2 separate regions of the Homo sapiens genome follow, and region 1 is linked to region 2. The links are chromatin contacts, found by Hi-C or POLR2A ChIA-PET in ENCODE. All regions are on one chromosome and are shown on one strand. The core of a region is the stretch at or near the end of the contact, and the rest is flanking DNA. Distances in the headings are between cores, read along the strand shown. Region 1 holds the start of LPGAT1 (lysophosphatidylglycerol acyltransferase 1). Region 2 holds the start of TRAF5 (TNF receptor associated factor 5).

Evidence for each region. A loop is a pair of places that touch in the nucleus more often than their neighbours do. ChIA-PET counts read pairs that join two places held with the same protein, here RNA polymerase II (POLR2A). Pooled maps may share reads with other maps.
Region 1: a map of naive thymus-derived CD4-positive, alpha-beta T cell shows a loop between it and region 2 (4-fold over the local background). The contact joins the promoter of LPGAT1 here to the promoter of TRAF5 in region 2. A Hi-C loop is called at or near these places in 1 of 168 maps with a recorded cell type or tissue (naive thymus-derived CD4-positive, alpha-beta T cell) and 8 of 50 pooled maps. POLR2A ChIA-PET finds 5 or more read pairs at or near these places in 4 of 52 experiments (MCF 10A, OCI-LY7, Panc1 and 1 more).

What each region holds. Positions count from the first base shown.
Region 1 is chr1:211,829,513-211,835,265 of GRCh38, forward strand. LPGAT1 (lysophosphatidylglycerol acyltransferase 1) reads right to left here and starts at 1,251. Exons shown (of 8, transcript NM_014873.3): 1 at 1,061-1,251. LPGAT1-AS1 (LPGAT1 antisense RNA 1) reads left to right here and starts at 1,449. Exons shown (of 6, transcript NR_135820.1): 1 at 1,449-1,528; 2 at 1,744-1,900. RefSeq lists a silencer at 676-1,435.
Region 2 is chr1:211,325,100-211,330,845 of GRCh38, forward strand. TRAF5 (TNF receptor associated factor 5) reads left to right here and starts at 1,734. Exons shown (of 11, transcript NM_001033910.3): 1 at 1,734-1,790. RefSeq lists enhancers at 438-939, 1,209-1,598, 5,162-5,221 and a silencer at 1,659-2,028.

The DNA.
Region 1 (5,753 bases), core at 1-2,500, 500 kb after region 2:
AGGTCAAGGGAGCTGTTCACCGAGGCACGAAGTATGTCACAATATATTTAGCAAATGATAACACAATTCCCATTCAGTAATCGGTGGCCGTCCCCGCACCGTGTCTCACTGCGGTCGTCTATTGGACTTAGAAAAATAGATCCACTCGCTTCAGACAACCTCAGGATCTCCAAACTGAAGACACAAGTGACATGACCGAAACAGGGTCCCCTCAATAAGATTTCCCAGATACTGAGGACCTCAGTCTCCTCACCACCACGATTCCTGCACACCGATGCATTCCTTTAAAAGGTCTCTGGCTCTAGCGAAGAGTTACCCTCAAAATTCTCATTTGTAGCAATAGGGTTTTTGTTTCCCTTTTTTTTTTAAGAAAAAAAATGGGGGGCCTAGAAAAAAAGCTTACAAGGTGAGAGGAAGAAAGTAGGGGGTTATAATGCGAAAAAGAGGAAGGACAGGAGTAGGGGGAAGGGAGCAAAAGCCAGAAAGAGGTAAAAGCCAAGGAACTGGGGATGAAGAGAATGAGATTTCCGACCAGAGGGCAAGGAAGCAGGGGATGATGAAAGGGGCAGAGAAGAGGCGACCGCAGCGCGGGGAGCCGGTGGAGCCTGCAGCGGTTTCCGCGGATGTGGAAGGGTCGTGGCGGCGGGCGCGGCCCGCGCGCCGGGCTCACCTCGGCGGGCGCGGACGGCGGGCGGCTGCGGAGAGCGGGGGCGGGTGTCCCCCGCCGAGGGGTCGCGGTCATGGACGCGGTGGCGGCCCAAGCGGCCCGAGGCGCTGCGCGAGCGGGCGCGCTGGCGCCCTACTCCCCTCGCGGCTGCCTGCGGACAGAGGGACGGCGGGGACTCAGAGGCCGGACCTGTCACCCGGGCGGGTCCCGGGGAGGCGGGCGGATGCCCCGCGCCCCCGCCTCCTCCCCGGGGCCTACCGCGCCCTCGTCCCTCAGGCCGCTGCCGCCTCCCCGGGCCACGCGACGACGACACCCCCTTCCCCGCCCCCAGCGCCTCCCCTGGCCCGGCTCCGCTGCCGCTCTGGGGCCTGCGACCGCGGAGCCGGAGGTTACCTCGGGCTGGCCGGGCCCCAGCCGGGGCTTTGGGAGTCAGAGGAGCCGGAAGAATGCATGGCCGGCGGCGGGGCCGGCGGAAGAAGGCGGTGGCGGGGCCCTGCCCCGCTCCGGCTGTGGCGCGGCCCGCGCCCGTTCCCCGGCGGCGCCGAGACTCGGTCCCCAAGGGCCCGGCCGCGTTCGCCCGGACTGGCGGGGAGGGGCGGCGGGAGGAAGCGGCGGGAGTCGGGACTGCGGCGGAGCCGCTCCCACAGCGCCCTCTAATGAAAGCGCCGCCGCCGCTGCCTGGCCCGCTTGCCCCGCCTGGCCCGCTCCCCCTACCCCTGCGCCAGCGAGTCGGGGCCCTCGGGGCTACCTGGACGCTCGGCCAGGACCTCAGTGAGTCCAGAACATACTGAGGGAAAGGGCCGCTCGGAAAGATCTAGGAATGAACACCCATCCTCACACCCCAGGAGTGCCTTGGTTTCAGTTGAGAGCCCCCTTTCAGCCAACACGGCCGCCTTTCATTGTTAGGGCTCTCTTCTCTGCCCAAACTAGGAACCTGTCTCCTTGACGGCTAAATGTCCACTTTTCATTCTTAATGAAACCCGGTTGCACTCATGGCTTTTCTTCTTAACCTCTGCAGTGTATTATTGTCTAGAGTTTCAAATTCATTCTTTTTACGGTCAAAAGTCTTGTTTCAGGAAAGCAGCTGGAACATTAATGGCAATTCCACTTTCCCATTCATCGCCCCCGCCCCCACCACCCCACCAAGAAACTCAGTGGGAATGAATGGTCTACACAGAGAAACTGAAATCTGGTTAGTCAAGAAGGAAAAAACAACCAAGTGCCTGGCATTAAGTAAGTACTCACCCGCCCGCCCTCCCCCGCCCGCCATAAAAAGAAAAACCGAAAAGACAAAAAACAGTGGCCATGGGAACTCCTAGACAGACCCCGTCACTTGGGATACTATAGCTGCATTCTGGTTCAAAGGCTGGACCACCTGAAGGAAAATAGAGAAATAGTCCATTGACCTACCCCCTTGAGCATTCTTAAATGATCTGCCTAAATTTTAGTTTTTAAAAATCCTGTTTATAAAACCTTATGTCCCTTAAGCACATTTGTAAATGGAGGGGATGGGGCAGGGCAGATTTCACACTCCCTAGGGAACTGCCATATTTGAATCAGAATGCCACCTATTCTGCCTATTTTGAAAATGTTCATCACAGCGTTTGCTCTGGACTCTCAACTTTCTCTAATTTCAGTTCCTCTTAGGTCCACAGGTGAAGGAAAGATATGCCCCATTCTATTCCTTGCATTCTCTCTTTATTGACAAGGTAGTAAGATCTTTAAATAAATCTCATGAGAGAGATAATATATATACTTTATTATTCAAAATATGTCATTATATTCTTCAGTAAGATAGGTGAGGTACATATTTATTTCCACAATCAAGAATAAACTCTAAGGATTCCATCTGGTCCATGCAATTCAGCTTTCCCACATGCTGCGTAAACGTTGGCTGACACCTGGAGAGAGATAACCTACAATGGGATTTACACGTGATTCCTGGATCAGGGACCATCTGCCAGAGGACCAGACACAGCAGCACTTGATGAAATGCAATTAGTACCAGGCCCAGAATTCATTTTCAGGCTCAGAAAAGAGCCAGAGGTTGGGCAGGACCTCTGGCTCTTTAGTGTACAAAAACAACACTTGAAGTGTCTACCAAAGAGACAGATTCTTCAGCATCATACCAGAACATTTTAATAATCTAGGTCCAGTGGACCTGAGAACCTGCTTTTTAAAAAGCGTCATAGGTGATTCTGATGCAAGTAGTATGCAGACCTTGCTTTAAGAAACCCTGACTTAGAGGTATTCTGAGATGATCACATTCTCTTCTAGACCCTTCATAATTTTAAATCATTTGATCATATGTGTTCTCATGTGTGTTAGTCAGCTAGAGCTGCCATAACAAAATACTGCAAACTGGGTGGCTTAAACAACAGAAACTTATTTTCTCGAAGTTCTGAAGGCCAAGATCAGAGATCAAAGTGTGGGGAGGTCTGGTTTCTTCTGAGGCCTGTCCCCTCGGCTTGCTGATCACCATCTCTCATTGCAGAATTCTGCCATTTCAGTACCTCCTTATGGAAGGAGTAGGGAATACCTAATCTCCTTGATCTTTTCAGATATCCTCATATTAACTGCTTCCAACCTCATTGGACTTTTCTTGAAACTCAACCAACAGTACAACACATTATGTTCCAGGTATAGATATGCCCTGGTTTTGTGCCAAGAGTGTAGGAGAGGGGTTATCTTCTTAACTTTCTGACCACAATATCAGTTTCAAGATAATTCAGCTGCTATAATAGATAAGAAACTGTTAGGGCTGACTTCTTAAGGGAACAATTTCAGATGATGCTTGTGTTTATTTCTTGCATTTCGAAGTTCGTTTTAGTTAGTTTTACCTTCCTCTTGCCTATACTACAATTTTTTTGCCCTGCCTCCTTTCAACCACTTAGGAAGCCTCCTGAGATTGTTCCATAGCCTATTTTATTGCACCATGGACAGAGAGATGTATGAATGCTCTGAATGACTGTAACAGGAAGATTGGAACAGCCAGTTCTCCAGGGTAGACTGTTCTGTGGAAAACAAGGATCTTCTTCAATGACTAGTTAGCTTCTAGTCCCCTATCCTGCTACCTTAGAGCCATCTTTATCAAAACACAAACATGAAGCCAACAATTTCAACACCTTCATGTACACTCCAATAGAGAAAAGAGGGAAATGAACAGACCCCACCCTATAGCCACAGACATTATTGTTTCTGTTTCAAAAGCCCACATTTGAACCACAAGAGAATGGTCCTTTGAAAAAGAAAGAGGATTTCTTACATTTCTTGGAATCGCCAGTCATTTGAAAGCAATATAACCACAATACCTTAGAAGGTTGAATTCCACCCATCTAGTCCACATACACACAACAAATTAGGTTATAACCAGGGAGAGGTTCCCTTGGGCAGAAGAGTACCCCCTGGGCCCTCTCTTTTTCCTAGTGGCAATTATAAAAACATTTTACCTACCTGTGTTGGTTTCTGCACTAAAGCTCCAGTGAACTATTTCCTGTCTAGGGAGAAACCCTACCAGCAATAACCTTCAATGACTTGGCACAGGCCCCCTACATTGCTAGGAAACAGTTGCAGGCTTGAAATCAGCAGCCCAAAAGAGTCATGCATTCTGACTGTTGTCAGCTTTAACTTCAAACAAAAAATGGAAATATATATGGATGTTCTCTTCTATATTCATGTCAATAATTATTTTATATAAAATGCTCCAGGGCTTATAACCTTAAAATTTTTCAGATAGGGTGAGCCAAATCATCCACACTTGGCTGAGTGTGGTGGCTCACACCTGTAATCCCAACACGTTGGGAGGCTGAGTCAGGCAGATCACTTGAGGTCAGGAGTTTGAGACCAGCCTGGCCAACATGACGAAAACCTGCCTCTACTAAAAATACAAAAATTAGCCGAGCGTTATGGCACCCGCCTGTAATCCCAGCTACTCGGGAGGTTGAGGCACGAGAATTGCTTGAACCTGGGAGACAGAGGTTGCAGTAAGCCTAGATCATGCCACTGTACTTTAGCCTGGGCGACAGAGCAAGACTCTGTCTCAAAGAAAAAAAAAATCCTCCAGACTTGACTGCAACTCTCAGCCATTTCAGCAATTCTTTTTATTAACATGATTGACCCTAAACAATACTATAAAGTAAACAATTGTGTCTCCTCCATGCTCCTCTCCTGTTCGGCTAGCTTCTCTTTTCCCTTCTTAAGGCTAAAATTATCCCTAGTTTCCAAAGGGCCCTGAAGACTCCACATGAGGCCTCCCCCTGCTCCCCAAACAGATAATACTCTAAGCTAGAACCTTCTTTCTCACCTGTCCAATGTTATGTTTCCTTGGCTCAATCCTTATCTCCCCTTCCTGGTGTGGTCAGCTAATCCATGACAAGGGGCTTATGGCTAAAAAATGGAAGAGAGAACTCTCTTCCTAAAGCATTAGTATTTTATACAGAAACTAAAACCCCCAAAGCCTTAATGTATTTCTGCTGGCAGATTATCAGGTATTGTAATGGATGAGTATATTTGTAAGATGTTTTGGAGAAGGATATTTTGGCAAGTTCTTCTACTCACAGAACCTATAAAATCACATAGTACACCTATGAATAAGACATAGTTCACTCACTCATAGGTGGGAATTGAACAATGAGAACACATGGACACAAGAAGGGGAACATCACACACTGGGGACTGTTGTGGGGTGGGGGGAGCGGGGAGGGATAGCATTAGGAGATATACCTAATGCTAAATGATGAGTTAATGGGTGCAGCACAGCAACATGGCATATGTATACATATGTAACAAACCTGCACGTTGTGCACATGTACCCTAAAACTTAAAGTATTAAAAAAAAAAAAAGAATCCTAACATTTAGAATAGAATTTTAAAATGCCAAAAAAAAGCAAATTCAAAAAAAAAGACATAGTTCAGATTTAAACTTGCATTTTCATAACATAAGATTCAAAATATTACGTTAAAATAATAATAATCACTGGCACTTATTGATCACTTTCAACAATCCAGGCCATGTTCTTGGTGCTTTACATACATTAATTCATTTAATCTTCACGATGACTTTTTTTTTTTTTTTGAGACAGGATCT
Region 2 (5,746 bases), core at 484-2,983:
ATCTCTTCAAAAAAAAAAAAAAAAAAAAAGGAGCTGGGGGAGGTGGGCGTAGTGGTGTGTGCCTGTAGTCCCAGCTACTCTGGGGGCTGAAGCGGCAGAATTACTTGAGCCCAGGAGATCCAGCCTGCAGTGAGCTGTGATCATGCCCCTGCACTCCAGCCTGGGTGACAGAGTGAGAACCTCTCTCAAAAAATACACACCCACAAAAAGAGAGGGAAAGTATAGTGTATGGCAGAACAGGAAGGAGAACTTGGGTTCACTAAGCACCTACTCTGTGTTAGGCGTACAGGAGTGCCATCTCATTTAATTCTCATGAGAAGATTATGAGACAGATCTACAGTCCCAAAGCAACACCCACCAGTGCCTCTCCCCCACGGAGCGGTTCATCTAACTCACCAACCAAAAAAGGTTTGGATCTGGATTTCTGGCTCTTTGGAGAAATAAGAGATCAGGTAACAATAGGCTGGCACTGGGTGGTGGCTGCTCCACTAGATCCTCCACCTGCTCTTTAGTGCACCAGCGCCTCCCTCCTTTCTCCATGACCACAACCTCTGCCTCCCTCCTGTATGTTTCCTGCCGAGCTCCTGTGCACATCTGAGTTTTTGACTCCCAAGGTGTGTATTATTCTCCCCTTTTATTGACGAGGACGGTAACTGAAACTCAGAGCAGTTAAGTACTTTTCCCACGGTGGCCTAACTGAAAGTAAAGGATCTAGATAGAATTGGAATTTTGGTCCATTTCATTTATATAGAATGTATTGCCCTTGGAGAGAATATATTGTAAGAAAGAGCCCGTATCTAAGAGTGCGCAGGCCAAGCGCGGTGGCTCACGCCTGTTGGGAGGGCAAGGCAGGCGGATCACAAGGTCAAGAGATGAGACCAGCCTGACCAACATGGTGAAACCCCGTCTCTACTAAAAGTACAAAAATTAGCCCGGCGTGGTGGCACATGCTTGTAATCCCAGCTACTCGGGAGGCTGAGGCAGGAGAATTGCTTGAACCTGGGAGGCCAGGGTTGCAGTGAGCCGAGATCGCGTCACCGCACTCCAGCCTGGCGTGAGAGCGAGACTCCGTCTCAAAAAATAAAATAAAATAAAAAATACGTATAGAGAGAGAGAGAGGGAGAGAGACAGGCAGACAGCAGACCTGGATTCAAGTTCCAGCTGCAGAGCTTGCTGAGCGTGTCTAACCTTGGGTACGTCACTCCACGTTGCTGCTCTGGCCCTCAGACAGCTCATCTGTAAAATGGGGATGACCAGGCCTACTTCACCAGCTTGTTTTGAGGACCACAGGAGATGTTTGGGAAGCCAACCGGGGAGCTCTACAACTCTCAGAGATTGCTGGTGTTAGGCCAACAGCAAGAGGAGGGCTGGCAAATTTGTGCTACCCTGAAGGAAAGTCCAGGAAGGACTGATTTGAGCCAGATCTCAAGCAAGGCCTTGAGCAAATGGGTCAACACAGGAGAGGACGGGCTGAGCCTTGTTGTGCCTGACGGAAGAGCAAGACGGCCACAATTCAGACGCACGTGAGGGAAATCAGATGACTGGACTTGTAGATACTAACGGTTCTGAAGCGGGTAGGTTAGCTTTCCAACCGCCTGGATGACGGTCTCAGCCTCCTCCCGACCCCTTCCTGCGCGTCCGCTCTTCCCCTGCGCCCGCCCGCGCCCCTCCGCCCGCGCCCCGGCCCCGCCCCAGGCCTCGCCTCCGCTTCGCCGCCGCCGCCGGCCGCAGCCAGGAGCAGCAGCCGCGCCTGCAGACCGGCCTCGCGGAGCCCGCGCGCCGAGCCCCACGTGAGTCCGGCGGGTCGCCGCCCTGGGCACCCTCGCGACGGAAGGGCCGGGGTGGGGACACCGACGAGCGCTTTTCATCTCGTCCCAGTTACTTTGAAACCGAAAGCGCCTGCTGGCGTCCGGCCGGTCCCCGACCGGCGGGGAGGGCGCGAGGCGGCGGCTGGGCCGGGGGAGGCGGAGGGGCCCGGGCTTGCGGGAGACCGGCGGGGCAGGTGACCGCCGACGGCCCGGGGACAGCGGGAGCGGTGCGGAGCGGGTTTCTTAGCCGGGGAGAGGTGTGGCGAGGGCGGAGACTGGGGGTCCAAAGCTGGGGAGCTGGTCCAGAGGGCGGCTGTGGACCGGAGGGGCCAGGTTCCGTCGGGGTGCACTGGCGGGGAGGACTTTCAGGCACGTCCCGCACATCCGCACTGCAAACCAGGCCCTGGCCCCCTTCCGCACCCGAAGGCACCCTCTCCACCTTTGCAGGGCTTTCCAATCAAAGCAACTCCAGAATGAAACTTCAGGATTGCAAGGAATGGAAGCCTCTACCAGCTGTTCGTTTGCGCGTCTTCCTTTAGAAAGCAGCTACCCCCCTCCCCCAGAAGGCGAGCTCTAAGGAACCTTGACGCAAACCAAAGCTCCGAGAGGTGGAAGGAGTTGCCCAGAGGCACCCAGAGAATTCGCAGATTCTGAGTTCTCCGTACCAGATGGTCTCCACTTTGTTCCTGTTCTGCAGGGTCTTGGTGGTTCTGAGAATTTTCGGGGCCACGCTCTTGCTGCGGGTCCCACTGGGCCACTCTGGCTGGCCGACTTTCTCTGCTCATTCGGCCTCCTTCTGCTAAGTTTCCATATTTGGGTATTTCAGATTTACTTTCATGAGAACTCAGTTATCTCGCTGTGGCAGGCAGAGCTGCCTCAGGCGAGCATTGAGGTTGGTGAAACCAGGCGAGGCTCCCTGCCAGGGCTGCCCCTGCAGCCCCCACCCTCCATAGCCTTGGGCTCTGACCCACCTCCTGTGAGGATAGGCATCTGGTAACCAGTTTAATTCTGTAAATATTTATTGGGCAGGTGCTGTGTGAGAACTGGGCTGGGGCCAGTGGAATATGGTTATTTCCTCCAGAGATACTTGCATTTTAAAAGGGCTCTGGAAGACCTGAGATGCAAAGAAATTAGTTGAACCATTTCTGGAAATAGAACAGTTTTGGGTGTGTGCGAGATAATTTTAGGCAGCAAAAGGCTGGGCTAGGAACTCTCAAATCCCAGTGCAGCTGCTCTGCCTTATGTACTCACAAAGCTGAAAACAGGGGTGTTAATGTAATTGATGGTTTGGGTGGAAACACTTCCATCCCTAACTCTAATTTGAACTAGAAAGACAGAAATTGCTGCAGGAACGATGGATGTAAGATGGAAGTGGAAAACGCCTAGCTTCTGTAAAGGTTTTTGATTTTGTTACAGTTACTGTTTTTGTTGTAACTCTATGGAATGGATCACCTCTCAGATCCCTGGCTCCTGGACAGAGGCAGGAGAAAGTGTCTGAGCCAGCATCTGGAACATGGGAAGTGATGGAGAAGGCGACTTCTCCCACGGCCTCTGGGCTGAGAGGCCTGTTGTGACGGGCAGGGTAGGATGGTGGTATTTCCCTCTGTCAGCAGCAAGCCCGCTGGACTTGGGTAGTAGGGCGATGGAAAGAGTGTGGAAAAGAGCTGCCGTCCACTGAACGTCCTGACGATAGGGACTGGGATGTTTCAGTGGGGATGATTTGCACAGTCGGGGAGCTAGATGCCTCAGAGTCAGTCTTGTTAGGCTTGCAGTGGGAAAGGCACCTCAGTACTTAGACAAACCTCCTCTGATTAGCTCAGCTTTACTGGGGAGGACCTTGAAGGAAAAATAATTATTTGTTTGTAAAGCTCGTTCCTTTGCAAAGCATTTTCTCTTTGTTCTTGTCGTTTTGTTCTCATTTCGTCCTCCATGACGCCCTCATGAGTTAGAGCAGGCTTATTCTCTACATCTCTCAGATTGTGAGGGTGAAGCACTGAGGCGGTAAATAGCTCCCTGAGCTCCACTGCTGGACCAGGATCAGAGCATTGAGGTGTCTTGTTCCCCTGCTCCAGGCCCCTCACCCTGGCTTCTCAGAGAGCCATATCTGCCCACCTCTTCCTCCGTCTGAGGGGTCAGCAAGGGGACCCAGATTCTGATAATGCCTCTGTGGTCTGTCCCCAGCAACATGGAGCAAGTTCTGCTGGAGACTCTGGCCTAACCACCACAAGAACAGACATCCACTCTGTTAGCTCTGCCTAGCCAGGCAAACTCCGGGCAAGACCCTTGTCTGTTTTCATGTGTGTCTTGGAACCTGGCATAGAGTAGGCCTAAACAGATGTTTGCTGAATCGAATTGAATTCATTCAGGGTACGTCTCCCTTGGGGTCTGAGCTGCCAGGAACAAGTGCTGGGTAGGCTTGGCAGAGAGAGGTTGAGCTCCCAGCAGGACTTGCTTAAATCCAGAAATTAGAATAACACTGTACAGCTTACGAGAAGCCCATCTCATCTGATTAACTTCTCACTACCTCCTCAGGAGAAGGGAGAGGCACATGCTATTCCTTCCACTTTACCTGGTTGCAAGCTGAGGCTCAGAAGTGATTTGAAAGACCTCACAGCATGTAGGGATGGGGCAGGACCTAATCCCAAGTCTTCTTTCTCCAATTCCTGTGTTTTTCCCATAGTATCTTAATTAAAGGAAGCCAGGATTCTGGGCAGGAGGAGGATGAGAGAACCAGCGAGACAGTCATCAAAAGCTGCCTGACACCTTTGTCACTGATCAGGGGTCAGTGTCTGACTCAGTCTCTGAAGAGCTTTTTTCTGCCCAGGTTGTGGCTTTTTCTGGGATTCTGGATAGGAGTTCTAGCTCCAGCAGAGGTGTAGCAAGTGAGTATCTGTGTGTGTTGGGGCAGAGGAGAACACGCTGCAGGGCAGAGGGAGTCCTCAGAGCTGGCAGGCCTCTGCTGCTGCTGCCGCTGCCACCACCCAGGAGTGGGCCAGCATGAATTTGTTGCCTTGCCCAGAGGAAAGCTTTATTTGAAGGATCACTCAGCAGCCTTGACCCATATGGCCTCCAGCAAGTCCTATCTTGTGAGAAAGTGGCTTGGAGGACCAGGCAGGAGATAAAAGTGAAAGTACTCATTAGTCCTGACAGAGGAACTCAGTCTGTTTACAGTGACAGTGGTGAGCACATTTTGCATATTTGTACCTGGAGGCAGGTGGTGGTGCATGCTTGGATCGTGCTGTAGCAAAAGCAGTATACATGCAAATGGTCTGTACACTGTGCAGTATCCGTGTGATGTGCAGGTCTTAGAGACCCAGTATTAAGTGACAGAGCCCAGTGAGTGCCCTCCCAGGATATCTCACTTACTTTCAGCAGAGCCCCATGTCTCATTTCTTGACACCACAGGCTCCATCAACTTCCCTCCTTACCAATTCAGAACATTCCTGAATTTTTTTCCATGGCTTTTTTTTTTTTTCTCTCAAGGAGAAAGTGCTCTCCTCCAGAACAAGGCGAGAGTACCTTTTCCACGTACACTCCCAAGTCAGCTCTCTCCTCCTCCCTCTGAGGCAGGTTCCCTCCCTGCCTCCCTCCCACAGACTTCTTCCCTCCCCCACAAGCTGAGTTTTCTGTTAGTAAGAAGACTCCATGTTTCCCCAGTCCCTCTTCTCTTTCTTTCACTGACAAGCTTCTGTAAAGAGTGGACAGCTCTTGCACTCGCTCCTCACTCGGCACCGTGCACCTGCTGCGCTGCTCTGATTGTCCTGTGTAGGTTTCCAGGACCTGGTACTCCTCAGTCACCAGCCCATACCAGCCCACGCTGCAGCTATTACTTATCTCCTTGGAGGTTGCTACACCGTCCCCACCAGCATTCCCTTCCTTGACCTCCAGCTTCTTATCCTCCTCTGTCCTGCAAGTGCAGGTATGGGGCCAAGGCTGGG